2 separate regions of the Homo sapiens genome follow, and region 1 is linked to region 2. A link is a loop called in an ENCODE intact Hi-C map of the cell type or tissue named here. Cell type or tissue: sigmoid colon. All regions are shown on one strand. Each heading gives the region's core, and the rest is flanking DNA. Links, peaks and the distances in the headings are about the cores only.

Region 1 (15,184 bases), core at 5,822-9,821, 110 kb before region 2:
TCCTTAATGATGGTAAAATAATTAGCTGTTTGACAGCCCTTTTTTTTTTAAAGTTATTTCTCTTGGGTCATGGAAATTTTGTTGTATGAGTGCTTTGTCTCACTTCCAGAGGTGTTCCATAGTTTAATGGTGGAATTTCTCACTGGGAGTGAAAACAGAGTCCAAGATGGGAGGTGTTGATGCATGACCATAGTGTTGGCTTCTAATAAAGGCAATGGTTTCACACCAGATAGGCTGTTTGCTGCTGCTGCTACCAGAACTGGAATTTTCCCCTTCTTGGAGATAAAATACGGCACTTTAGAATTTTCTAGTTAAATCAAAAATTCACCACCTCTCCTCACAGCACAGTGCATAACCAAGGTGAAATTTTATTTCATTCTATTCAACTGACAACTGTTCTAGAAAATGTCTTATTCTTTGTAGCCGCGTAGCTTTCCTTGCATGTGAAGTACATTTTTTTTCCTCAGTTTGTCAGCCATGATGACATGGAGCTGCATGAGTCTAAGTGAACATCTGTAGACTTCCCATCTTTTCCAATTAAACTGGGCAGTAAAACCTGCAGTGTCTGTACATGGGCTGTTTGTCAAATAGACTAACAACTATGGTAGACTGCAATGTGCTACTGAAACAGAAGCTATTTTGCATTAAGAGGTTTATTCTACTTAGTAGCTATAGATGAAGAGCTCATCATGCAGGATCCATATGGCCTCATGGAGGGATAGAGATGGAAATGAGCAACCCAGTTCAGTGTAGGGCATGATGTGAGCAAGGCACTACGGACACCAAAGAAAGAACTTTTCAACACCTAAGCAACACCTAAGGCAGGTGGGGATGGTTCCAAAGCAGAGGATACCGCAGGACAGAATCTGGATAACAGAGAGATCTAAGAATGCAGGTGTGTTCAGGAATCTCACACCTGCTAAGGGTGGGTTGACCTGGCTGTTGGATGTGGATGAGTGCTTGAGGCTTGAAAAAGACTTGGGCCAAATCATGAAAAACACACATAGTTCATCCAAAATAATTTGGCCTTCATTATGGGCACTAAAGAGATAATTAATTGCTTTAAACAATGTAAGGATATGATCCAGGATTGCTGAGGAACATGCCTATTCACCTGTCATCGACACACTCCACAGCTGCTGCCCTAGAGGTTTATTTAGGGTTCTTCAGTTACCAGGGTACTCCAGATAGTTAGCTCCCTAATTTCCCTCCAACCCTAGGTCACCAAGCCAGTTGGAATATACAAGACTTTTTCATATTCCATTTGCCTAACTTCTTGCCTAATCATTCCTCTGAACTGTGGCCTCAGTATGACTCTGACTTCCTGAGCTCCAAGCCCATAGTTGAAATGGTGAACTGCTCAGGCTTAAGAGAGACAGAAAGATTGGTTTTCTGCCTTTGGAGAAGGAAAGAAGACTGATGTAATTGACCCAACTGGGGTTACTGAGCATTGAATCTCAACTTAATTTAGCTGTGCTGTTTCAGTCTTCTACTCACACGTGTATGGGAAAGTTCATTGTGGTTTGAAAATGAATTTTCAATGGATAAACATTAATTAATTATTAAACCATTAATAATCTTGAAAGTGCAAGGGACCTTACATATCTTTTAAACCAGTATCATTGATTTTCTAAAAGGAAACTGATTGACTGAATGACTAGATTAAGGTCACACAATCACTATAAGTGTAACCCTATGACTTCTGCTTGAAAATTTCACTTAAGCTTTTCCCTGAATGATTAAATTTCCAATCAGATCATAATTGGGATTTGTTGAGGGGCTGTGACTACAAATTCTGACAGTCACATATTTCTAGGGGCAAAATGAAAACATAGAAAATCTTAGATCAAGCCACTGGTTGGTGCCTTGACTTTTGGACCAGAACAGCTGAACTGTGTGTTAAATATCATCATGAGAAACTTAAATGGACCAACTAAAATATTTTAACATCCTATAATTTTGTTGTAATAAATGCAGTTTAAAAACCTTTTTTTCTTCAACATTTCATGTAACCACTGAAATTTAAACTTCTGTAAGTCTAGGCAACATTGAGCAGGTATTCCCTCTTAATTCAGTATGACGTGAGAAAGTGAAGCAGTGTTTTGTCGCCTCTGGACATGGGTAGGAGTGACTAAAAGTGGACCAGAAATGAGGATGAGATGAAGAAAAAATGCAGAAAAAAAGAAGATAATACATAGCTATGTAAGCTAAGGAGGAGTCAAGGGACAAAAAAAAAAAAAAAAATGCTTGTGTTTGGGAGTAAAAAACAGCCACAAAGAGATGTCTAAATATATTTGAACTCCACACTACAGAATTTCACACTCCCTTCAAGAATGTGGCTTCTAGAAACTTTCTTTCAAGTCACAATAAATTTATCACAATTCAAATATTGTATTGGTTTAACTTAATTTCATGGGAGTAAAACTCTGATGCTATTTATTTGTGTTTAAAATTGTAACATAGAAGGGCACTGACATCTGTCCTTGGCTGTTGTCAATATTCTTTCATTATGAAACCCTAGGCCTTCAGGTTTGCAAGGTTTAGAAACACTCTCCTTGTTAATGCATTGATTGTTGATTCTATCAGAAATAGGCTTTGCTGATATGTTATTAGAGACTTACTATAAAAATTGGAAGCAATAACTTACACTTTGGTAAATATATGCTATGGGAATTTTTTTTGGTATGGAATCTATTAGTCAGGGTTCTCTAGAGAAGCAGAGCCAATAGGTTCTCCAGATAAACAGAAGCAGTATATATTCTGGATATGTGTCAGAAGAGATTTATTATAAGAATTGGCGCAGGCAGTTATGGAGGCTGAGAAATTCCATGATCTATCATCTGCAAGCTGGAGATGCAAGAAAGCCAGTGGTCCAATTTGGTCCAAAGGCCTGGAAACTAGGAAGCCAAGGGTGTTAAGTCCTGTTTGTGTCCAAAAGCCTGAGAAGGAAGAGTTCTGATGTCAAACGACTGGAGAAGATGGACATTTCAGCTCAAGCGAAGGGAGAACGAATTTGCCCTTCCTCCACCTTTCTGTTCTGTTTGGACCCTCAGTGGATTTGATGATACCCACTCACATTGGTGAGGATCATCTTCATTACTCAGCCTGCTAATTTCAGTGTGAATCTCTTCCAAAAACACATGCATGCACACACCCAGAATTAAAATTTTGTATAGTTTGTTCTTCTGTATTAAGGATTGTATTAATTATTGCTATGGCCAGAATTGTGTCACCCCTCTCAAATTTTGTTTGTCCTTTACTTTTAAGTTCATGGGTATATGTACAAATTTGTTACATAGGTAAACGTGTGTCATGGGAGTTTGTTGTGCAAATTATTTTATCACCCAAGTGTTAAGCTTAGTACCTATTATTTTTCCTGATCCTCTCCCTCCTCCCAACTCCCACCCTCCAATAGGCGCCAGTGTCTATTGTTCCCCTCTGTATATCCATGTGTTCTCATCATGTAGCTCCTACTTATAAGTGAGAACATGCAGTATTCAGTTTTCTGTTTTTGCATTAGTTTGCTAAGGATAATGGCCTCCAGCTTCATCCATGTCCCTGCAAAAGGACATGATCTTATTCTTGTTTATGGCTGCATAGTATTCCATGGTGTATATATACCACATTTTCTTTATCCAGTCTATCATTGACGGGCATTTAGTTTGATTCCATGTCTTTGCTCTTGTCAATAGTGCTGCAGTGAACATACACTTGCATGTGTCTTTATGATGGAACAATTTATATTCCTGTGGGTATATACCTAGTAATGGGATTGCTGGGTTAAATGGTATTTCTATCTTCAGGTATTTGTGGAATTGCCACACTGGTTGAACATCATCTTCCACAATGGTTGAACTAATTTACACTCCCGTCAACAGTGTATAAATGTTTCTTTTTCTCCACAAACTTGCCAGCATCTGTTACTCTTTTGACTTTTTAATAGTAGCCATTCTGAATTGTGTTAGATGATTTTTCATTGTGGTTTTCATTTGCATTTTTTTAATGATCAGTGATGTTGAGCTTTTTTTCATATGATCGTTGGCCACATGTATGTCTCTTTTGGGGGAGTGTCTGTTCATGTCCTTTGCCCACTTTTTAATGTGTTTTCTTCTTGTAAATTTGTTTAAGTTCCTTATAGATGCTGGTTATTAGACCTTTGTCAGATGCATAGTTTGCAAAAATTTTCTCCCATTCTGTAGGTTGTCTGTTTACTCTGTTGGTGTGCAGAAGCTCTTTAGTTTACTTAGATCCCACTTGTCAATTTTTGCTTTCGTTGCAATTACTTTTGGCATCTTCATCATGAAATCTTTGCCAGTGCCTATGTTCTGGATGGTATTGCCTAGGTTGTCTTCTAGGGTTTTTATAGTTTAGCGTTATACATTTAAGTCTTTATTCCATCTTGAGTTAATTTTGTATATGGTGTAAGGAAGGGGTCCAGTTTCAATCTTATGCATATGAGTAGCCAGTTATTCCCCACAAAGTTTATATGTAGAAGTCCTAACCCCTAGTCCCCATAATAGGACTATATTTGGAGATTGAGTCTTTACAGAAGTAATTAAGGTTAAACAAGGTCTTTAGGGTGGGCTGTAATCTGATATAACTGGCATCTTCATTTGAAGAGACAATTAGGACACAGACACACACAGAAGGAAGACCATGTGAAGACACCAGAAGAAGACGGCCATCTACAATCCAAGGAGAGAGGCCCTAGAAGAAACCAACTCTGCCTACACCATGATTGTGGACTTCTAGCCTTGAAAACTGTGAGAAAATAAATTTTTGTGATTTATTCTACCTAGTCTGTGGTACTTCGTTATGACACCACTAGCAAATCAATGCAATAAGGTTTAATATAAGTTTTGCCCTTATTTGAAGTGAAGCTTGTTTTCTTTAAAATTCACCTTTTGAAATTAGTGATATAACAAAGCACATGGTAAACATGCAAATTGATGTTCACATGAAGTGTGAGCGAAGGATTGAAGGTGTTTTCCGTGGAGGGTGACTGGAGTGGGTGTCAGGGGTGTGTGCTCACATATTTCAGAGGCATGGATGCATGGTTCTAGAAAGATAGACACGGGGAAAAGATGTGTATGTGACTACATGATTATTTATATACATTAAAATTATTCTAATCAACAATATAAGTTACATAAAAAACTGGGAAAACATTTGCAGCCTCTGGGATACAGGGTTGATTTTCTTTTTTTTTTTTTTTTTTTTTTTTTGAGAAAAAAAGCTGCAGGCTTTATTGAGCAGAGTGACAGTACAAAGCTTCCACAGCGTGGAAGGGGTCCCGAGCGGGTAGCAAGAGTTAGATTGTGCAGTTGCCTTTTAAACTCTTTTTTTTGTTTGTTTTTGTTTTTGTTTTTGTTTTTATTTATTATACTTTAAGTTTTAGGGTACATGTGCACATTGTGCAGGTTAGATACATATGTATACATGTGCCATGCTGGTGCACTGCACCCACTAACTCGTCATCTAGCATTAGGTATATCTCCCAATGCTATCCCTCCCCCCTCCCCCCACCCCACAACAGTCCCCAGAGTGTGATATTCCCCTTCCTGTGTCCATGTGATCTCATTGTTCAATTCCCACCTATGAGTGAGAATATGCGGTGTTTGGTTTTTTGTTCTTGCGATAGTTTACTGAGAATGATGATTTCCAATTTCATCCATGTCCCTACAAAGGACATGAACTCATCATTTTTTATGGCTGCATAGTATTCCATGGTGTATATGTGCCACATTTTCTTAGTCCAGTCTATCATTGTTGGACATTTGGGTTGGTTCCAAGTCTTTGCTATTGTGAATAATGCCGCAGTAAACATACGTGTGCATGTGTCTTTATAGCAGCATGATTTATAGTCATTTGGGTATATACCCAGTAATGGGATGGCTGGGTCAAATGGTATTTCCAGTTCTAGATCCTTGAGGAATCGCCACACTGACTTCCACAATGGTTGAACTAGTTTACAGTCCCACCAACAGTGTAAAAGTGTTCCTATTTCTCCAGGGTTGATTTTCTTAATGGCTAAAGAAATGTTTCCAGAAGATTCCTACAACAAGGTAATGGGGCAAGAGAAAAAAAACAAACCCATGGCAATGGGCATGGAGTACCTGGCTCTGTCACACGTACATATAAATACCGTAGCTAACAGATGCAAATATCTTCTTTACAATGTTTAAATTAAAGCATCCTTAGGCAAAGTGGCAAAGCGTTCAAATCTATGTAATATCTAAAGTTGATGAGACCCATACAAGTGGATTCTCTCATATACTACCCCTGACCTTTAAATTAGATCCCAGATGTAGAGGAGAATCTAGTGAAACATAGCAATGCTTTTCACATGGAGGACATCCTTTGAGTCACCAGGGAAGCCTGTAATCATGTATCCAAGAAGTTCCAATGAATGCATGCAAAAATTTAGTTTCTAAGAATGGTTATTGAATTAGAATGGCAAAGATTAGAAAGAATTAGGTGTCTGACACCAGGGAGTGGATTAGACACATTTTTTTTTACACCCAAATAAAATAATATAAAGACAGTGAAGACCAACAATATGAGAAAATTCTTATAGTATTGTATGAAGAAAACAGGTTTTAAAATGATAGCAGTAGTACAATTCCATTTGTGTAAACAAAAGTGTCTGTGGCAGGGTGTGGAGACTCATGCCTGTAATCCCAGAACTTTGGGAGGCTGAGGCCGAAGGATCACTTGAGGCCAGGAATTTCAGACCAGCCTGAAAAACATAGCAAGATTGTGTCTCTCTATAAAAAAAAATTTTTAAATTAAAAAATAAAAAGGAGAAAAATGTCTGCATTTTAATATAATCTTTGGAAGGATGCACATTGAAATAAGATCAATTATTTTGGAGTGGTGACATTATTGGTGATTTTTTTTTCTTTTGGATTGTCTGTTTCCCGTGCATTAAAATAATGAAAAAAACACAAAACTGTTTTTTAAAAACCTCAATTTTAATTTATTTAAATGTAAGAAAGATGTTCAAGAAACAGTAATGTATGATTGCTTAGGTTTCATAAAGATGATTTAGAATTTTGGAAGTGCAGTGCTTTTGCATTCATTTGCCAGCAGTTTATTCATTCTTTCATTGGTTCATTTTTTATTGGTTCCTTTTTTGTTCTTGTTTTGTTGATTTAAGTGAAAATTATCTCTTATTTTAAATATTCTGAAGATTTAGGACTTCCTCGGTCCTAAATATTCCACAGTCCTAGATCCTCTCTTGCTGTGCATACCTTTGATAAAGCCATTCATTTTATATTTACGCTTTTGGAAAACTGCAAACCTTACATATCCAATTATGGATCAGTTTTTTAAAGTAATTTAAACTGTATTTTTATATTCAAATATGTACCATCAACCAACCTTAACAAAATGTTCTAACACCAATGCTAAAAAAAACCCCTATAATTTAGTGTAAATAATCAAGCTTATGAGAAAACAAAATCTGCATCTTTAAAATGAATTACCTCTAACATAATATTGCTGTTTTTCAGTAATTAAGAAATATTAAGTCTGTCTGTGAATGCGTGTGTGTGTATGTCTGTGTATTTTTGGCAACTGGAGATACTTCTTTTCTATTTTCTAAAGCAACAAGGAAGGATTATTTAGACTGAAATATTTTGAAATTGGTGCTCTGGCTGGGTATGATGTTCTGGGTTGCAGACTTCTCTACCAGAAATCTGTGTGTTTGGGCATCCTCTGCCTTCCCTCCTCCCAGCCCCCATTGGAGCGGAGCCGAAAATGTTTTCTTTCTGGCTCACTGTGCTGCACACAGGCCCTCCCAGGAGGCGGGTGGCAGTAACAGAGCTGTCACAGGGCTGCCACAGATGGTTCTGTGCTAAATCTTCAGCCTCGGTTTATGACTCCTTGGGGGAGGGACAGGGTTGGCTGGAAAGTGTATTCATGTACACTCCAGAGATGCTCCAGTAGGTGAACGGGCAGAGGCCCGTTAATTACAGATGGAAAATGCTTCCCATTCCTCTCTGTTGCATCTGTGTTTTTCCGGTTGGCATTTGGAATGGACAGGACAGTGACATGCTAGATGTTTTAGGTGAAACAGGCTTATACAAACTAAGGCAACTTTTCATGATACCTTATGTAAAAGCTGGTATTATAATCCAAGAATTGCAAGGGCTCTTGGGTAAGTAATAACAACAGGCCCTTTGAAAGTGCTTGCTGTGTGCCAGACACTAGACAAGGCAATATTATTCAACATATTATTTTGTTTTAAATGAACCAAACTGTGCTGTTTTTTCTTTGCAGAATATGAAACTGAGGCTCAGATAATTTAAATAACTTGCTTAAAGGTCACACAGCTTGTAAATGAAGATGGAAAATGAACCATTTTACCCACACCCCCTTCCCCACCAACACCACTGTTAAGAGCTTTCCTAACTAGAAATGTATTCTGAGCACATCCCCAAACATTAAACAGAACTTGCTTAATAAGTAGAGCTAGCAACCTATTTAAAATTGGCAGACTATTTTAAAGAAAATACATGTGCAAGTCTGGTTTTCCTGAATAGACTTATCTTTACTGAAAAGGTAACTTTCTTACATCATAGCATTGCTTAATGTATATCTTAATTAAGCAGTCCCAACATCTCAAGATACTCAATTCCTTCCTCCCTGATTTGCCCTGAGTATGATTCTGTTTTCCTTTAGTTTGTGATACGAAGATTGTTAGTTTCTCTATTATTTTTTCATAGACTATTGGATATTCGAAACATTAGTCAGTCTCTGCTACCCAGAGAAATGTGGTTGTTAAAGTATTCCAGGGTGGACAGGGAAAGCCTTTTAAAGAGGTGACATCTTACTCACACTGCAGGATCAGAAAGAGTCTTTCAATTTGAATTTCATATCAGATATATTACCAAAAAAAGTAAGATAGTCTTAAAGCATGTGCATGAAGCTGTTCTGTGGTCTGCAGAGGACTTTAAACTGGATTGATCAATTTATAATGCACTAAAAACAATTTTACTATCCATCAAATTTGCAATTTACATATGTATATGGGATTTTGATACTCATATAGCTAGGATAGAGATGTATTTTAAAAGGCAATGGTGTGTATGATTTGTACCTAAGGAATAAAGTAAGTTGATAGTGAATTTGGCACTGGGGGTGGAGCCAACAGCTGGGAGAAGTGGTGAGCCTGGCTCCAGTCATGAGTCCAAGAACAGCTGATGAAACTTAGGAGAAGACTGTCTCATGACATTTTAAGTACCCTCTGCGTATGCCGTGTCCCCTAGACTAATTTTTTAGAATTACCAGTGTTAATGATAATAATAATAATAAATCAATGACAACAAAACTTACAAAATTCAAGGGCCATAGTTTACCTCTAAAACAGTAGAAAAGGTGAAATTTTGAGTTTGTTACTTGACTCCCATTGACCAGCGAAAAGAAAAATGTTTGGTTAAAAGCACTTACAGTTTGATTGCTGACAAGAGTAAAAGGAAAGTCAAATTATGGGGCCCACCAACGCAGCGAAATGGGCAGCAGAGAAGGACAAGAGATTTTCCCACCTCTTGGCTTCGTCTTAACCCTATAACTGTTATAGCTAAGGCAGGAGGGCTGGTGGGAACACACTTACCTGTGTCTGTCATAGGCATCCTTAGTTCTCAGAAAAGACATCACATTTTCAACAGAGCTCCCTCCAGCTATCTCAAATAAAAGCCAACAGACTGAAGGCTCCTTGCTGTGTATCTTGTGCAAACTTGCAAAATTTATATGAACATAATATTCATTGTTGAAAGATACATGAAAGGAGAATGCTTTTAATGTGAATGACTTGGTGTTTTGCTTCTTGGCATGTAATGTCTGAGAGCACTTTGAGAAATTCCAGCCAGAGGAGGCCTTCTGAAATGGCAGCTTTGCATTGATGTGGTGCCAGTGGTCAAATTGAAACAGAAGTCTTGAGTGTGTTTCCAGTGCTTTTTTATTGAGAAAGTTATATAAATACAGCACGGAGGTTCCCCCAGTGTAAACACTTAGCTCTTTATTCTCACTGTTTCCACACCCTGAAATATCTTTCACACCTTCCTATTTGCTGCCTAGGTATTTTTAAAAGAGAAATTATTCTTTTTAGCAAGTTTTTGTTTGTTGATGTATTTTGCATTTTGTTGTTATGGTGGTGGTTTAGGTTTTTTTGCAATAAATTTTCTGTTTGTTTATCTGATATCTGTGAAGAAATAAAATATTTTGGAATCGTGGGCATCTTATTTTAGGAGCTTACTTTTACCTAACTCCAAAGTAGGAACTGTCTTAAAGCTAGGAGGCTCCTCTGTATTTCTAGTTTTCATATTTGAACAGTCAATGTGTCAACCCACGGTGCCTGACATCCCCTACTCCCATTCCTGATGCTCCTCGATGCTCCCAACAGAGTAAGTTCCTTGCAAACCTGTGGTGGGAGGTCTTTCATGGTGGGCACACAGCCACTCTGAGTCCAAATACGGTCCATCCTGGTTGGCTAGTTTGAGTAATGGGAACCCAGACAGCGTGCTGGGTTAGGACTAGGGCAAACAGAGATGGACTCCACGTAAGCCACTCAGACATATCTCCTATTGAATTGAGAAAGTCATTGTCTTTAAATATAAAAATCTCATCTTGGAATGATAAGTCTTAGGAAAGTCATTTATTCTCTGTGTCTCAGTCTCTTCATTTTTCCAGTGGGGTAATATAGTTTCACTTCCGTCAAGCCAATCATTCTATACCTAACAATACATATCCTGGACAAAATATAAAACAAAACCACCTGAAGGCACTGGAAAGTGGCCCAAAAGAAACAGAGCTACGTTGGAGTCAATACTTAAAGGAGACAAACAGCACCTGGATGACCTTTCTCTTTTTATAGATTTTGGCCTTAGGGGAAACCCCACTCAGTGCCAGTTGGGATGGATAAAATTTTAAAAAGGAAATCTATGTTTTCCCTGGATTATACTACTGGAAGAAAGAGTTCAACATCACTACAGTAGCTAAATATGAGGGAAAACCCTAAAAAAAAGAGATCCACAGAGACAGAGAGAGAGAGAGAGAACAGCCAATACTGCATATAAACTCTACACCTGAGACTGGCTGTTGAAATAAGCATGATCCAGCCAGCATCCCAGGAGGACGGATGAGAGGATAAAATAACAGAATGGAGATTTCAGCTGCTGCCCGCTGTGGGAGAGACCAGATATGGAGTTTGACTCCTACTAAAATGAAACAAAACAATCAATATTCTCCAGAGGAATGTGACAGAATGTAAGGTCTCTATAACATGTCATTCATAATGCTTAGTCTACAATTCAAAATTAAAATAAATAATAGGAAACAAGGAAAAAATGACCATGTTAAAAAAGAGACAATCAGTGGAAACCAATAGGACCATTACACAGAATCTATAATGAGCATGCAAGAATTTTAAAGTGGCTATAACCACAGTATCAAAGACATGGAATCACCTAAGTGGCCACCAGCATTGGATTGGACAAAGAAAAGGTGGTATATTTACAGCATTGAATTCCACAGAGCCATAAACAAGAACAAAATCATGTGTTTTGCAGCAACGTGGATGCAGGTGGAGGCCATGATCCTAAGTGAATCGACATAGAAGCAGATAAGCAAATAACAAACATTCTCAGTAATAAGTGGGAGCTAAACATTGGGTATTCATTGAATAAAGACCCTAGGAGCTACTAGAAGGGGAAAGGAGGAGGACACCTGTTTAAAAACTAACTATGGGTACTATGCTCAGTACCTGGGTGATGATGGGATCAACTGTACCCAAACCTCAGCATCTTGGAATACACCCATGTAAAAAAACAAAAACCTTTACATGTATGCCCTGAATCTAAAATAAAGTTAACATTACTTTTTAAAAAAGAAATTATAATCACTCTAAAAATATAAAGTGGTTATAATTAAGTTTTTAAAAAGGAAGCAAAAGAAAGTACAGTGAACCATAAGACATAAATTTAACAGAGAAATAGAAACTATAAGAAGGAACCATATTAAAATTCTGGAACTGGAAATCTAAATTTGCAATGTTAATATATTAATGAGTGAGATTAACAACATATTGGAGATGACAGAAGAATAGTATTGAACATGAGCAGGACCATTAGAAATTATCTAATCTGAAGAACAGGGAGAAAAATGATTTTTTTAAGACAGCAAAGGCTCAGTAATCTATATGATAAAAAGCCTAACATATTTGTAATGGAGTCACAGAAAAGGAGTGAGAGAGGATGGAGAAGAACATATATTTGGGGAAATAATGGCTAAATTTGTCCAAAATGTGGGGGAAAATAAAAATACAGATTCAAGAAGTTTAGTAAATGCCTGGCTAACTAAATACAAAGAACACCTCTACCAGACATGTCATGGTCAAATTGGTGCAAACCAAGAGAAAATCTCAAAGATAGCCAGAGAAAACTGACAGATCGAAGGGAAACAATATGAATGACTGTTGACACTTCATCAGAATCAATGGAGCCACAACAGAGTGGGATAACAATGTTAAAATGCTAAAAGAAAACAAACATCTTAGACCACAGCTCTAACTCTAAGTGAAAATATCCTTCAAGAATTAAGACAAAATGAAGGCATTTTAAATGAACAGTAACTAAGAGCATTATTCACCAGCAGACGTGAACTGTATGAGAAAGTAAAGGAACTCCTTCAGACTGAGTTGAAATGATGGAAAGTTGGATTGCCAGGAAAGAAGAACAACCTTTGGAAATTGTAAAATGTTTGTAAATATTAACAAAAAACCTGTTTTATCTTAATTTTAAAAACACATATGGAAGTTTAAGATGGATATGATAACATCATATTGAAAAATTTGTAATATTTGCATTGTAATACATGACAGGGATAGTATATAGTGTATGTGTACACACATACAAACACACATATATTTCATATATAGAGTATACTGTATAGTAGAATTGGAATGAACACATAGAGTTCCAGGATTCTCATATTAGGTGTACAATATTAATTCTAAATCAACTTTAATCACTAGAGCAATCACTTGGGTAGTAATGCAAAGAGGTATAGCTGCAAATCCAATCAATTAATTGAAATGGGGTTAAAAAGAATAAGTTACAGAAGGAAAAAGTAGAGAAAGAGAAACGGCCAGGTGCGGTGGCTCACACCTGTAATCCTAGCACTTTGGGGGGCCGAAGTGGGCAGATCACGAGGTCAAGAGATCAAGACCATCCTGGCCAACCTGGTGAATCCCCATCTCTACTAAAAATACAAAAAAAAATCGCTGGGTTTGGTGGCACATGCCTGTAGTCCCAGCTACTTGGGAGGCTGAGGCAGGAGAATCACTTGAACCTGGGAGGTGGAGCTTGCAGTGAGCTGAGATTGTGCCACTGCACTCCAGGCTGGCGACAGAGCAAGACTCAGTCTCAAAAAAAAAAAAAAAAGAAAAAGAAAAAGAAAAGAAAAGAAAAAGAGGAATGTAAAACATGTAGGATGAACATAAAATAACTAGTAAAATATTAGCCCTAAATCTAACCATGTGAATAATTATGTTGAATGTGAGTGGACTAGAAACACTGACTAAAAGATGATATTTTCAAAATAGGTAAAAAGCAAGACCAAGTTATATGTTGTTTGCATGAGATGCACTTTTAGTATAAAGACACGGGTTAAAGATAAAAGGCAGCAAAAGATAAGTAGGCAAACAGGCACTGTAAGGTTGGAGTGGCTAGGTTAACATTATTTAGAGTAGGTTTCAGGACAGATTATTATCAGACATTTTACAATAATATCATTCTGCATTCATTAGGAGGACATAACAGTCGTGAACATGTATGGGCTTAAAATAATCCTTAAAAGCATAAGGATCCACAAATAGATAATTACCTGAAAACAACTGTTAAAATGAAAAAGAGTAAGAGACAAATCCTCTTAAGATGAACCAGTGATACTTAGAGAACAAAATAACACCAATCTTACACAAGCCATTTCAAAAATTAAAAAGGAAAGAACTCTTGTCGACTCATTTTATGAGGCCAGAATAACCGAGATACTAAAACCTAACAAAGATCGTAGAAAAGAAAATGACTGACCCATATTCCAGATGAATTTATACACAAAATTCTTACTAAAATCTTAGCAAATAAAATCCACCAATATATACAAAGAATAATATATTTTGACCATATTAAGTTTATCCTAAGAATAGTTTAACACATTCACAGAACAAAGGAGAAACTCTATGTGAATATTACAATAAATGGGAGAATTACATGGCAAAATTTAACCCTCCTATGTGATTAAAACACTCAGTAGTTTAGAAGAGAAAGTAGAAATTTTAAACTGAAAAAGGGCATATATGAGAAAAATAAAACTAACATTTTACTCAATGGTCAAATATTAAACACTTTTCCTCTAAAGTCTGGAACAAGGAACTTCTATTTAATATTTACTGCAGGGCATGCAAATGAAGAGAGGCCAGAAAGAAAATGGCATAAAACATAGAAAGGAACAAGTAAAACTGTCTTTTTCATAGATCAGTTATATACATAGAAAATTCTAAGAATTTGATTAAGCAACTAGTAGAATTAATATGCAAGTGTAGCAAGGTTGAAGAATACAATGTCAATGTACAAAAATCAGTTGTGTTTTATATACTGGTAGGAAAAAATGTAAAATAAAAGTAAAAATCTAATTTCCTTTACAGTTTTTTTCAAAAATTATAATATCTAATAATGAATTTAAGAAAAGACAAATTAGATCTCTACATTTAAAATTACACATTTAAGATGTATTTAAAAAGACCAAAGTTGACAGAACAGTATACTTTACTCATGAATTGGAAACCTCAAACATATTAGGATGAAAATTTTCTCAAGATTATTGTACATAGTGAATCAATCTTAATGGTAAGCTCAACAGTCTATTTGTGGAAATTTATAAACTGATTATAATATTTATATTGAAATACAAAGGACTTAGGGTAATCACAGTGATCTTGTAAAAGTAGAACAAAGTTAAAGTATTTAACTTTGGTTAGCTTTGCTATTCAGGATACAGTGGTCCTAGCATAAGGATCCACCAATAGATCAATGTCCCATAAACCCATAAAAAGGGACTCAAATTCAGCACTCATCAGGGAAATGCAAATTGAAACCAGAATGAGATAACACTACCCATATATCAA
Region 2 (15,184 bases), core at 5,862-9,861:
CCGCTGTATGGGAGGCTGGCGATTCAGTGGTTTCGGTGTGGGGTGGGTGCAGTTTACGTACTTAGTGCTCTATCTGCTTTGAGGCGGGCAGAGGGAAGTATTGGTGCGGGGAGGGCGCCCACAGGACAGCAGGGCTGGCTTTCTCCCTGTGTTTGGTTACGCGCCATTTCGAGTGTGCTCACCCCCTGGAGGGGAGCAGATCTCTTGCCAAGGAGGACAAACTTGGGGTTCCATCCATTCCTCAGCCTGGAAGGCTTCATTTCTAACCAAGAGAAACTGTTCCATTTTATTCATTTTTTAAAACACTTTCTGTGTTTCCAACCAAGCAATGATTTTCATCATCCTTAGGTCTGAAATTGAATATAGCTGTTAGCCCCACTTTGTGGGTATTCAGAAGAATTCTCTGACTTTGTCAGTTCTGAGCCACTGCTTGGAGGGGTGGGGAGGGTTAAAAGTCAAGCACACCTCCATCTTATGCTTAGCTCTGGAATCTTCTTTCTCCTCTTGGCCACTGATTTTTGAAGTTTATAATACTGAACCATGACCTTTTTTGTGTCGTGGCTGTAGTGGTGAATTTCCTTTGTTGCATTTTAGAAATTTGGTCTATTTTGGCTGGGCGCGGTGGCTCACGCCTGTAATCCCAGCACTTTGGGAGGCCGAGGCGGGCGGATCACGAGGTCAGGAGATCGAGACCATCCTGGCTAACATGGTGAAACTCCGTCTCTACTAAAAATACAAAAAATTAGCTGGGCGTGGTGGCGGGCACCTGTAGTCTCAGCTACTCGAGAGGCTGAGGCAGGAGAATGGCGTGAACCCGGGAGGCAGCAGAGCTCGCAGTGAGCCGAGATAGCGCCACTGCAGTCCGGCCTGGGTGAAAGAGTGATACTCTGTCTCAAAAAAAAAAAAAAGAAAGAAAAAAAGAAAAAGAAATGTTGGTCTATTTTGTTAGGTATTGTATAGGGAAGTTCTACCCAATCGTTTTAATATGACACTAATATTTGGCCACCCGTATTCATATCTTTATGGTTATCAAAAAATGGAACCATAATTATTGATCATTATTAAATAAGTGAAATAAACATCTGGAAGTGCAAAGAATGTGTAAATAAAATGCATTATTTCTGCCTGCCCTTCCCCCACCAAATGATTTGGAGGGCAACTGGGATGACCAATGTAAGTGAAAGAGTTACAGAATAATTAAGTGACAAGGGGCACTACTGACTATGTGCCATCCTAATTCAGAGAAAAGAAGGATGCATGTAGGCTTGAACTTGTCAAAAGAGACTTTGCGCCCGTCGAGGCTAACATATGAAGGTTTTCTGCAAACCAGGCACTGTTCCATTGTGGATATTAATTCCTTTAACCCTGCGATCCCCTACCACTGTGGGGCAAGAGCAGATTTTAAAGGAGAAGTAGTAACAAAACCAAACAAAATATATCAGGAGAGACTGTGCAGGGAAGAATCAGCAGCCACAACTCTCTAGAATGTTAATGAAATGGTGGGCAGGTGTGTAGGTAGGACTGGATCCAATTATGAACTTCGTGGGCATGTTTAGGCTTGAAGTTCTTTTAGCAGTAGTAGAGGACTCCAATGAGTTTACTAGGTAATTGATATCGTTGGTATTATGTTGATGATATTAGCAAGTTAAGACTAGCGAGTGTATAGTTTTCCCGATAAAGAACATTTAGCTACAGGAGAACATTTGTGAATTCAAGTATTTATTATATGATGTTTTTGAAATAATCACTTTGAAAGTTAATAAATACTTCTGTTTTACTTTTCAGATGTGTTACTTTAAAACAAGATACTCTATTCTGTAGCTTTGCAGTATTGGGTAAATGATGAGTGAGGATCAGACATTTGATGTGAGTTTCAGTTTTGAATCCAAGTTGCATAAAAAGCCTGAGATTCATCTACTGAATTGAGAGTTTTGAACATTTAAGGATCTTCTGCTCTGTCATAATTGCTTATATCATATGCAAAGAACATCTTGCTACGGGTAGTGGTATGGTGTGCTTTTATCAGCTAGCAAAAAAGTATTTAAGTAAAATCACTAAATAGATAGTCACTAAATAGAGAACAGAACAGTCCCAGATATTTCAATGGATCACTAAAGGATGAATCATGAAACATACCTAAATGTCATTTCATTAATTTCCTTCTTTCTTTGTTCAAAATTGTTTATTAAATCTTCTCAAACCTGTCTAATTTTTGTTTACTTTAATTTTCTTGACAAAACATCAACATGAATTAAAAAAAAAATACTTTCTGAGATAATTCATATGGATTTACGTCTACAACAGTCTTAAAATAAACTGAAAGTGAGTCACTGCATTTGTAGACAGCTGCTTCATTTCCATTGTCTGTCTTGTTTGTTTTAAGGCATTTCTAAGAATTATTTGCCAAATGTTAATTTGAGGTAGAAGCCACAGTGTGAGCTGAGTGATAATAATTTGCGTATTCACCCTATGTCCTCCTAGAAGGACCAATCCTTCTGTGTCTTATCCTGTGGAGTTTCAGTCCAGCCTTGGCCATACGTTTGGACAAGAATGAACAGAAGAGAAATATATTGAATATAGAACTGGACACAAGGTGAATTCACAGAAATTCAAACTGGAATTTAGGTAGCTGAAACTGGACTTGAAGTTGGAGTTTCTGTATTGCCTGCTCTCAGGGCCCCTTATGGAGAGGACCTGAGCCCCCAGATTCACTGTAGAAATTCTTTAACCCAGCCGGGTGCGGTGGCTCACACCTGTAATCCCTGCGCTTTGGGAGGCCGAGGCAGGCGGATCACCTGAGGTCAGGAGTTCGAGACCAGACTGGCCAACATGGTGAAACCTCATCTCTACTAAAAATACAAAAAGTTAGCAGGACTTGGTGGCACGGGCCTGTAATCTCAGCTACTCGGGAGGCTGAGGCAGGAGAATCGCTTGAACGCAGGAGGTGGAGGTTGCAGTGAGCCGAGATCACGCCACTGCACTCCAGCCTGAGCAACAAAAGAGAAACTCCATCTAGAAAAAACAAAAACAAACAAACAAAAAAAAAGAAATTACTTAACCCTTGGTTCCACCAAGCCTTTGGAACCATTAATGTGGGAGGAGCCTGTCATCCAAGCTGTGGCAGATGGAAAACATGAACGGTTCCTCTCCACGATTGAATCTGGGAGGGCTTGGGACTTACGTTGACTAACAGGAAATAGGGTAGTGACTGTGAATTCTGGAGTCCTGGCCTTATAAGTTCTTGAAGATCCTCTCTCATTTCCTGGGACTGCTGCCCTGAGAACACCATTAGGGAAGCCAGTCCAACCTGGCAGAGAATGAGTCTCCACATGGAGAAGACCCAAAGTCCCAGCCCATGGCCAGCAGCAATGGCCAGAAAGACATGTCACTGGGGCCAGCTTGTAGGGTCAGCCCACCTTCCAGCCGAGCACAATCATGGGATTGTTGACAGCAAAACCAGGAGGACCCAGTACCTAGCCACCCAGCCCACTGAATCAGGAGAAGAAAATCCATCATTGTTGTTCCAAACCACTAGTTTTGGGGTGATTTGTTTTGCAGCAATAGATGATTGAAATATTAATGCTTCCTAAACCAAGCCAGGCTTGAGCTCAAGTCAGCGTGGGTGCATAGCTGGTGAGAATAACACATTATTTTCCTTAGAAATCTCTGCATAAGATTTAATATTTTACCAGACTCAGCTTTATACATGTCAATTTAGTACTCTTAAGCATCTGTTTACTGTTTGATAAATATTTTTGTTGGCATGACAAAGTTGAGAATTCCTGAGTTTGTTTATGCTAATGTACTTATTCAAATTAATCAATAAATATTTTTTAATGTAATATAGCATTTTCTCATTAGCCATGACTTCCATTTCCATGCTGATCTTGATTTCTGCTTCCTGGCAGAAAACTTGCCTTCTTTTCACTTTGGCAGGGCTGCAGTTTATAAGTTATTCATTCCCTTTTTGGCTCTTCCACACTCAATTCTGGGCCACATGTCTTCTGTCATGGCGTGTAGCTGGAGTCAGCCACAGGAGTAGCGTTCAACGATGTGATTAACATGAGCGCTTGGACTTGTACCTACAGAATAACAGAAAGGAGAATGTTGCTTCATCAGCCCTAGAAAGATCAGATATCAGAAGACCTTTGAGAAACACATTGGAAAGAATTAAAGTACTCTTCCTTCTCTGCAGTTCCCCTGGAAATCTATGCATGCATATCAATAATGCATATTGTGATAAAATTGAAAGAGAGAGATGTACACACACACATAATATACATAACATATACATATATATTTATATACATCTTCCAATCAGTTCTTCTAATGGAGAAGACACATAGGTGTTCAACAGTAACCAAAAATAGAATTCAAAGTGTATTTACTTTTCTGCTGTCACCCTCAAGGATGTCTTACCATTTCCTCCTGACACCTTGTTGAATGGGAGACACCTAGAACTGAAAGAGACAGCAGTAATATACCTCATCATTTCTCAGGCGAAAGGTCAAGAGGTTATGTAATTTACCCATTGTCCACTTAAAGAGTGACAGAGCTGAGGCCAGAATGTTCTCCTGGCTTCTGTCATTGAAAAATCAGATTATTTAATGAGTTCCTCAGTGAAATCTTATTCAAAGTGTAATGAGGCATTCGGTCACACAATCATGCATTCACTCCTGTATCCATCCAACAAATGTTTATTGTTTGTCTTCCTATGCCAGGCAATGGCCTCTGTGTTCTGTACTGGGAACAAAATATTGAAGAAGGCACAGTCTGGGCTCACTAACACCTACGCTTGAAGCAAACAGGTGACTTTGGCAGAGTTCAGGAGCCATTAGCAAAGTGAATGTTGACAGCTAACACAGCACACAGCACCTAGCCTAGCTGTGGGTGGGGAGGGCATCCTTAGGGAGGAGGTGGTTGAAAGTTTGTCTGGAGAATTGGTGGGGATAGCCTTAGCAAAGGACTGGGTGGAAATGACGTGATGGAACCAGCCATCCAGGTCCCGGGGGAGCGTGCTCCAGTGCGGGTCTGAGGCTGCAGGGTCAAAGAAAGGAGGAGGAAGAAATAAAGAAGGTGGGATGCCTGGGGTATATCATATCTTGTAATATACTGAAGGGCTTTGGCCTTGTCCAACGTGTTAGAAGACTTCAGAGCTGGAGCTGAGCTTATTTGACTGCTTCCCATTTTAGAAAGACCCCCACTGCAGAAGAGAAGGTGAGGGAAAAGGAGGACAGGAGGAGAGAAGCCAGTTAGGAGGTGATTCTCTAGGTGACAGAGGTTGCTGAGAACTGGGCAGAGCAGTAGGTTGAGGAAGGGGCAGGTTCTGAAGTGTGAATGGCAGGAGCCTGCTTCACTGGATGTGGACTGGTAAGAAGGAAAGAACAGTCAGGTATGAAAGCAGGTTTCTGCATGGGCAGCTGGGCACATGGGCAGATATTGACTACGCTAAGATTATAAACGGAGGGACAGCTTTTGGAGGGAAGGTGACAGTTTCCATTTGCAAACAGCTGCATTTGAGTTCTCTGCATGTGACAGAGACCAATGGATTGTCTCCCAGTACTTGTTCTCTTCTTCTTCCTCTGTTGTAAGATGATCTCTGTGGCTGGGTACGTCTCACCCAGAATAGAGATATGTCACTGCATCCCTTAGTGCTCGGTATAGCCAATGGCATGTGAGAAGTGATGGTGTACATCCTAGTGATGTCCTGGAGAGGTGCCATTCTGGAATGACAGGGGCAAGACAACAGTGAAAGTGATGGGCCACAGAGTCCAAGGTGGAGAGGAACAGAGGTAAATGAAGGGGAAGAGTATAGGGGAAATTAGTTAGGTTAAAAGTCCAGAGGAGAAGTCTTATATTTAGAGGAATGTTTCTCAACCAGAGGGAGACTGTTACCCCCCAGGAAACAGTTGTCAATGTTTGTGAGCAGTCTGGATTGTCATAAAAGGGGTTGGGGGTCTTGCTGACCTCTGGTGGGTAAAGGGTACTAAAGTCTAGTCTATGTCTCAGTCTACTGGACAGATGCTGCTAAATATCCTGCAGTTTGCACGTCAGCCCCCCACAGCAAAGAGCCATGTCGCTCAAAATGCTGATAGCGCTGAGGGTGAGAAACCATGGTTTAGAGTATAGGCAGATGTGGTAAATGTGTGCAGTGAACTTGCAAGTCATTAAGGAATGGCAAGGGCTGTGGTAAGCTGTACAGTGCATGACCTATCTGAAGGGGTTCAAATTCTTTAAACATGTACACATAACTATGCACTCTGCAAGCTAATCAGAGTACATCTGACTGACCAGGCTCAGTCCACAGGCTGCCAGTTGCCTTCCTCTGGACTTAAAGTTTTGGCTAGTCTTAAGAACTTACTCAGATTCAATAAGCGAGTGAGAAAACACACCCAATCAAGATTTCTCAATGCATTACATATATAAAGTAAACTTGAGTTTTCATCCTATGTAACTTGCAAGGAAATGCATTACATGATTGATTTCTTAAATTCTGTAAGCTCTAAGCCATGGTTTATTTTTGTCAGGTAGTGGGACACATGACAGCCTGTTTTTAGCTAATATTTGATGTGATTTCCTCCAAAGACAAAGCTATTGGTGAAGCTTAGAAGGAGGAGTCCCTGAAAGAAAATCTGCATTCTAATTACTAAAATGCATTTTCTAAAGACAAAGAGAAAGCTTAAAAAATACCATGTGCCAGCAACATAGGTACAGAAATAGGATATGTATGTGTAGAAAATTGATAGCCAAGCAAGCTACAGCAGAAGAACACCTTTATTTTTGAGTTTGAGCTGCAGTCATTGAGTTACATTTAATAAAATTCCAGGATCGTGACAGGCTTTCCGCTTTCTGATGTGATGACTTCCCTGCAGTTGCCTTTTGCATCTTTAATCCTTATCTGAAGAAGCTCAGGACATTGTTTCATGAGCAGAGTGAGAATTAGAACAGTTCTGCAGCCTTTCTTTCTTCACTTATTATTCTTTCCTGAAAAGTTGTTATGCAGAAATGATGGGTACATCTCTTGGTATCAACTACATCAGTGCCCACAGGGACAATTAGTGTTTGAAGACAGGCACAATATTTAAAGGCTGTTATCTCCTGGGTTGTATCTTTGGAGGCTTTTCTGTGGGAGCTGGCATGGAGCACTTAATTTATCAGAACAAATATGCAGAGGTGTGGACATCTGCCTCAGTGCGAGAGTGTCCTAGGCTCACCTTCCCAAGCATTCACAGCAGAAAATGTATGTGACCGCTTCAGGATTCAGTCATGTGTTCAAGAGAGAAATGCAGTGCAGTTTTTTCCGGAAATCTCCCCAGTTGACAATATTTTCAAAGGAAGCCTTCTGATATTGGCTACAATTTTGCTCTGGGCACCAACTCTCACCCAGGGGTGCTTCCAGCCTGGATTGGGCTTGGCTTGGTGGGGAGAGATTGGGAGTTTGCCGACAGTGTGGGATACTTGTGGTACTCGCCCCAAGAGCAGTTTTGCTTTGGGGTTCAAATCTCTGACTTCAAAACCATTTAAAAAAAGGGGGGCCATTGTCCCCACTGAAATAAAAGAAAATCAGTCATGCCCTAAGACACTTCACTATGGAACGATTGCTCTCCTGTCCCCAGCTGGAGCTACATTATTTATTCTTGCACCTATTTATGTATTGTCCCTTTTTCCTGGGTAAAGTTTAGCAAACTGCTTAAGAGCAATTAACCACTAACTACTTTCCTCCCACTGGTTCTAATCCCAACTCCTCCACCTCCTTACTTTGGATTGTTTAGCAAGCCATGCAACCTATTTGGTCTCCAATTTCTTCTTCATAGAAATGGGAGAAATAATAATATCTACAACATTAAGTGCTGAGAGAATTAAGCAAGACAATACTTAGAAATTGTTTAGACCTGGAACTGATATATGGGAAGTGGTTGATAAATATTTGTTGAGTGGAAGAAAGAATATTGAATTAAGAGCACACTGTCTGCATGCAAGTAGAGCAGTTCTAAAATCGCCTGGGAATAATAGGAGAGGGTGCATTTCCGTGCAAAAGAAGAGACCCGTTTTTTCAGTCAACAACCTTGAATGCTGCAAACATGAGTTTATAGACCCCCTTTAAGGTGAAAGTTAGCAGAGCTATTTCAGGGTCTGGTCTCCCCTCCCATGGCTTTGCCCCCTTCTGTTGCTCATTCTCACCCCTTCAAGCTTCTCTTATACTCATGATGGTTTTATAAATTCGAGCGTCTAAGCTTGGCAGCACAGCCTACTCCAAAAGAGAACCATGAATGTGGGAGGAGCCTGTCATCCAAGCTCTGTTTCTCTTCAAGACTGAATCTGGGAGGGGCTGATTCTCAAGGATGAAGGGAAGTGAGCCCACAGTTTCAGCATCATCAGGGAGGGAGCTGGAGTCTGTGCCCCTCTGGACAGATCATAGTGTTCCTTTTCTTATGCTTTTCAGAGGAGCCTCATTGCCTCCCTGAGTTTAGGATGGTAATGCTATGCTGCCAGCATTCTTAAGGATGGGAACCGGACTGGCTGATTAATCCCCATTACTTTTGCATCCAATGAGAATTAAAACTTTGGAGAATATAGACAACAATAATTTGCATGTAGGATAACATCTGCCACGAAGTAGAATGAGTGAATTATCATGACTCCAGCTTCTAGTTAGAGAAAATCTTTTAGAGACATGACCTCTGGTTTTTATTTTGGAGGAAGAAATGCACATTAGTACAAAGTTGTCCCTGTACTCGGTGGGATCATTCCTGCTCTGTGTAATTCTGACACCACTGAAACGACCACATTCTCAGCCTTTTTTTCCATGGACTGCAAGGCAGACAAGTGGGGGTTACCAGTGTGGGCTTCAAAGTCATGAGGTCCCTGCCCTGAAGACTCCTCACAGGTGGAATGGCCTTGCCAAGGCTCAACCTCCTCTTACTCTACGTGAGGGAGAAGAATCAGCACTTCACAGAGGGGCTTTCCAGAGCTTTTACCCTGAAGCTGCAGCTTGTGGGCACACCACGTGAGTGAATGAGTGACCTCTCCCCACGTCAGAGCAGCTGAGAAAATCCTAAGCATTCAGGGACGGAGGACATAGGTTGGTGTGCACATACTTGCATGAATTTGCATCTGTCGCAATAGCTAGGGTAAGCGGTGATAAAAATGGCTCCCAAATCAAAGTGGCTGAACAATAGTGGTTTCTCACTTGTATTTGTCCACTGTAGGGGGACTGCCACTTTGCACCATGAATGGGACCCAGGCTCAAAGTCACTATCTGTGACACTGCTGGTCCCAAAGAGGAGGGAAAGGAAAGCATGATGAGGCCCACAGTGGCTCTTAAGGCTTTTGTTAGAAGGAGCACATATCACTGCTGCTTACATGTCACTGGTCCTACCAAGGTACATTGCCTCCCAGGGGGGCATGGGAGGGAGAGTCAACACATTTCAGAACGATAGTCCAGTCCATTGCAAGTGTAGCATGTACATAACTGCATCATGTATCTGTCATCTGTAGCATAGAGTTGCTCTGAGGGGTTGCATTTGAACATAAAAAAATATTCTGTTTTGCTCCTTGGGACCTTTCATCAAATCGATACCAATGTGCTACCACTTTTTCCTTCTTCTTCTTATCTCCTTCTGTCAATGATATTATCAGCATCTCCACTTTGTCCTCCTCCTCAGAAGAAATCCAAAGGCTGGCGCCACCACCTGGCTGGCCTTCTGTACCTTATGTTGAGGGTTTTTGGCCAGTGCCCAGGAGCATGGTCTGTCTTCACCCATTCTCTCCCCAGCGTGCCTCTACTGGCATTGCCCCTGTCAGACTGGATGGCATTGCTTACCTATGCATGGATACTCTTTGAGAGGCAAGTCAAATCAGACTTGGCTCCCCTGTGGAGCATTTTGCTTTTTCACTTTATGGTGTGTGAGTGTGGCGGTCATGTTTGCAGGATGAGATTCCCCTTTGGGTGATTTTCTCACACTGGTGCTGATCTATGCTTGCTCAGGCTTTGCAGGTGCACCAGCCTGCAGGGCTGACTTGGGTGCTGGTGTGCCACAAGGTGCCCTGTGCCTATTCCAGGGAGCACAGCTGCAGCTCTCATCTGATGACCTCCATAGACTCTTATCCAAGGATTGAATATTTTTCCACCTTTTGAGTGATTCTCATTTCCCTAGAGGCTCTATTTTAGAGAATTGAATTGACTGTTGATGATAAACAGTTCCGGTTTAGAAATACCAATTTACTGTCATCAGTGACTGAAGGCATACTTTATAATTTGACTTGATTAGCACTTTCTTCTCTAACTGCTAACTGAAGAGTCATCGCATGTGAGTGATAATTTCATTCTTTCCAGCATCTTTTAACAATGTACTCTCTAAAAATGTTCTGGTCATCTCCTTGAACCTGCAAATCCAGCTGGATGGAAAGAGCTGGCTGTGAAGCTGGAAGACGAGTTCCATCCAGTCTCAACTCGCAGGTGACGACCACCTGGCTTCACTCCCTTGGAGCCACATCTATGTCTGTTGTGCCTTTTTTTTTTTTTTGTCAAAACATGTTTAAATCTAAATGATATTATATGTGACCAGGGTTTGTTAAGTGAGAAAATAAGATATGCATGCAAGGAAAGCACTTGCTGTCTTATAAAAGGGTCACCTGATTTGCTGAAGTGCCTAGTGACTTTAATATGCACAAAACATTCCAGTTTCCTAGGCTGTGAAAGAAGCAGGCTGACTTTCCCTCTGCACACAGATATGAAAACACTGGCCTTTAAAGTCGCTCCTCAGTAATCTCAGCCCTTCTTCATCCTCCTCCCACAAGTCAGAGACACTGCAAGGAACATACGACCCAGACTCAGCCTCCTCCCTGGGTGCTAGTTCTGGATCCCACTTGGAGTCTCCTTGCCCTCAGGCCATCTGGACTTGCAGTCTTCGCCACCGTGTGGGAATTTGATCCCTTGGGTTCTTTCCTCTGCGTGGTGCTAGTGGTTGGGCACTTGGGTGCAGCAGGATGTAGTCATCTCTAGGACGGTGGAAAGTAAGTTCTAGAAAGGGCCTCCCATGGTTCTTTGAAGAGCTGTGCTCTTACATGGACATGGAGGCCTTCAACTCCTTAGCCCAACAGACCTATTGTCCAGATGACCAAGCTGGGCACCAAAGGCTGACCGATTTGGTTGAGGTGGCAGAGAAAGGGTGGAATCCCATCTTCTCCTACTTCAGAGCCATTTCTACTGCGATGCCTTCTATTCTCCATCCCATGTGAATATGATGACCAATTTTTTTTGTAAAAGTCAGAGAAAGATAAAGCAAGATCTTTCAAATAGTAAGAGTAAGAGTTTTAACTGATTGATATGAAGCAAAAATTCTACTGAGGGACCTAAGAAAAAGCTGAATTTTGTAATGGGAAACAGCAACAGTAGCAGTTGTTGGGAGAACAGGGTGATGAAGGCTGAGGCTGGAGGAGGACTGTTATTGTCTGAGACTTGGAGACGTGGAGCCTGCTGCAAAGGAAGATGCGTGATAGGAGCTGGGGGAGGTGCAGCATAGGCAACATTTTGTGTTGATGGACAACTAGCTTTTTAATACTGGAGGACGTTATGAAATGATTTCTGTTTCCTAAGTACATGGGTGAAGGAGCCACAGGTGGCCCAATGGCTGCTTAGGGATCTGGTGTTTGTCCACTCTGTTAGCTACTTTCTTTTAGAAGGAGAAAAACTTACAACATCCTTTCTGTTTATCCCATTGATTTAGCATCCTGATGTAATTGAAATTGCCTTTAAAATAAGAATTACAAAAGAAAAACTTAAAGATTCATATGAAAGGAGTGTTTCATTGTTATCCTCCCGTTTGGAAAGTAAAGGAGCTTTAAGTATCTATTACATGCATGGTTTATTGAAGGAACAGGGTATAGTATGTATTTCTATATCTTAGCTTAAAATTTAAGTACAAGTCTTCTTTGCTTCAATTGGATTTTCCTACCAATTGAAATAGTCTAAAAAAAGACATAAAATGTAGCTACAATGTCTGCCTTGCTTCATTAGTTTAGAAACACTTCAGAGCTCAGATTGTTCTGAACTTTGATCACTAGTACATTGAAATTTACTAAATTAACTCTGTATCTCTTATATCAGACATAATTTAAAAGAACAAGTTCTAAGAAAAATGTATTGCTAATGAATAATAATTGGAGGTTTAACAAAGGGATGTGTTAAATGGAACCCCCAAATCAAGGGCAAGTTATTAATCAGATAACCTTTGAATATGCCAAAATTAGACAGATTCTCAGTAGTTGCATGAGCTTTACTAGAAAGAGAAAGAAGTAATAACCAGTGTGCATCCATCAGTTTAATGACAACTTAATTTTTCAAAAGTATCCTTAAGGAATTTCTCCAACAAACTTGGGAAAATAATGTAGCTAAGTTATACCCAGTATATTAAGCACTTAAGTGTGTGTGTTGCTTTCAGATAATTTGGCAGGGCACACAGCTACATTTGCAAAATGCTAAAATATTAATGGAATTATTAACATTGTCAGATTTTACAAATTGGGCTGAAATTTATCATGGATGCCATAATAGTGGGCTTTTCCTTCAGATCAGAACATTTTAAATTTAAAAGAAGGAGTCTTGCTTCACCACTTTTGAGCTCAGGCTTTTTTTGGAAACTCATTCAATTGCCCAGCACTGTGATCACCTAGAGGGCATATGCACACTCAAAGCATGGACCCTGAGCTGTCACCAGGTGCAGTGCTATCTACCATCCACCAGTGGTGCCAGTGTTGAATGATGGGGGAAGGCTTGAGTTCTTTTATTAGGCTGGGTGGCAGTTACCAACGTCTTCATTTCAGCTTAAATTCACATGGATTCTTTAGCAGTTCCAACAAAAGAAAAAATTCTTGTTTTGTACAACATATGAAGTTTACTTTCTATATTTTTTAAACCACCTATTAAAAGTCAGTCATCCTTCTACATTTGGGTCTAAAATAAAGATTTTAACTTACATTTGGTTGTTAAATGAGGCTCTGAGTGTGGAAAAGGATTACTATATTTGATTCTCTTTTTTTGATCCTAGAATCTGTATCTTTCAGGAAGGACCGGCTCTGTGTGATTTGGGGTTTAGCATAATCTTATTACAGAATATAGGAGGAGGAGAGACAATGCTTGGAAAAGTCTGTTAGGTTTACCACAAGCAGATCCTAAGACAAGGGTCTGGTTACAGTAATTTAGTTGGGAAGTGGTTCTCTTTAGCAGGGTGAGGGCGTGGGACCATGAGGTCCGCTCCCTCCAAAGAGGGAAGTTAGCTCATGAAAGGGGCTGATGGTGGAAGCAGGGCTCAATCTTGCCTGGGACTCTCTGAGCAATGTGCCGACCGATTTCTCACTGAGGGATGTTGTTGCAAAAGCTGGAGTATTTATTCATCAGCTACCTCTTCATTAGCGGACACACAGGAAAGCATACATTCAGGAAGGAACAATCTACAGTGACCCCCAAGCAAGGAAGAAGGGAATATGAGTAGGATATTGACAGCCTCAGCTATAAGAAGCATAGCTAGAAACTCATGTAAACACTGGGAAAGTTGACTGATTGTTTTAAATTCAATGGAAGATGGTATTGAATCCACCTACACACAGGTTATCATCATAAGCTCTGCTAATGGAGAGTTATGTACACTGAGCACCTGTGGCTTGGTGCATTTCATCTTGTCTCAGCCTTTGACTCATCACCCATCAGAAAGAGTACAAAATGGGTTTTAATCTAATCAAGCCAATCTTAAGACATCTCTGTAGATGAACAGATGCTACTGGGATTTCCAAATAGATAGCCTAGATCCAGACCCGTAATTATTTATAGTCTACCTGTTAATATTCCTTATCACTGCTTTAGAAGTTAACATTTGTTTTCAACATGTACTTGCTTTGATTATGACAGATTCAATGGGAAACCTCAAAGCCACATGCCTCCCTTCTCCCATCAGGGACTCCTCTGTTCATGTCTGAGGATATGACCAGAGAGATCTCCTGATTTTTTTTGTTGTTTTTTTTTTTGAGACAGAGTCTCACTCTGTTGCCCAGGCTGGAATGCAGTAGCACAGTCTCGGCTCACTGCAACCTCTGCCTCCCAGATTCAAGTGATTCTCCTGCCTCAGCCTCCCAAGTAGCTGGGACTACAGGTGCCTGCCACCATGCCCAGCTAATTTTTTTTATTTTTAGTAGAGATGGGGTTTCACCATGTTGGCCAGGCTGGTCTCAAACTCCCGACCTCAGGTGATCTGCCCGCATCAGCCTCCCAAAGTGCTGGGACTACAGGTATCAGCTACCGTGCCTGACCAGGTCTTTGATGTTTGTGGATGGAAATTTCACACTTTCCTCACCAGCTTTCCTCTATTGGTATGAATAGACTTTGGATATTACATACTTTGTATGTAATATTTTGGCCTCACACCCAATTATTCCATCTATTAATCAATAAACAGAAAGAATAGGAAGTGACCACCCACAGGGTGCCTCACTGTAGTGTACGCTCAGGACCTGCAGAAATGGAATTCAGTGGAGGCAGTACTAGCAGAACTCAATCCCTAAACTTACAGGGCAACTTCTATCTGCTAAACACTTCCATGGGCACATCACGAGTTTGATTACCTTTAGAGTTTCCCAAAGGTCTAACCATTTCATGAGTCACAGAGGCCAAAGCATAGAGAAATTGAAGACAAGTGGCAAGTTTATGCGTTTTGGGGATTAGTAGCCAAATGTGGGTAGATGATGGAGTAGTTCTTTATATAAAGATGATGAAAGCTAGCAATAGAAGCACATTAACTTAGAACAAACCCCCTGGTTTTTTCAAGTGGGTTCTGAGACGAGAGCGGGATCAGGCCATGCCCTTTCAAAAGCGCTAATGGTAAATCAAAGAAGAATGCGACAGGGTCTCTGGTATCATATCATTCATAACCAAGACTTCAACACACAGTGCACTTGCTGTCAGACGAGACTAGATGGACAGGCTGGTGTTTGGAGGAAGCTTAATGCCTGACTCTTGGGAAACAAAAGGGCAACTGAAGCAGAGCAGTCTCTGCAGCCTTCTTTAATTTACCATTAGTGCTTTTCAAAGGGCATGGCATTTATTGCTCAAAGATTGATACTTTCTGAATAAATGAATAAGCGAATGAATGAATGAACAAATGATCAATGCTCAGTTATGCCAGTACATGGA

The links. Peaks named below come from ENCODE experiments on the same cell type or tissue, not always from the same donor. Only the 100,000 strongest peaks of a DNase experiment are listed, where the experiment ranks them.
Region 1: it touches region 2 in a loop (3-fold over the local background); 1 of 110 quality-filtered maps calls a loop at or near these places.

The regions. Positions count from the first base shown.
Region 1 is chr5:7,568,394-7,583,577 of GRCh38, forward strand. The region is part of intron 3 of ADCY2 (adenylate cyclase 2); the gene reads left to right. Among named protein-coding and RNA genes, the nearest start is that of ADCY2, 180 kb to the left of the region's middle. In sigmoid colon, for the core only: no CTCF peak of the experiment used is centred there; a DNase peak (open chromatin) is centred at 7,818.
Region 2 is chr5:7,674,264-7,689,447 of GRCh38, forward strand. The region is part of intron 4 of ADCY2 (adenylate cyclase 2); the gene reads left to right. Among named protein-coding and RNA genes, the nearest start is that of CFAP90, 170 kb to the right of the region's middle. RefSeq lists a silencer at 9,237-9,423. In sigmoid colon, for the core only: no CTCF peak of the experiment used is centred there; a DNase peak (open chromatin) is centred at 8,318.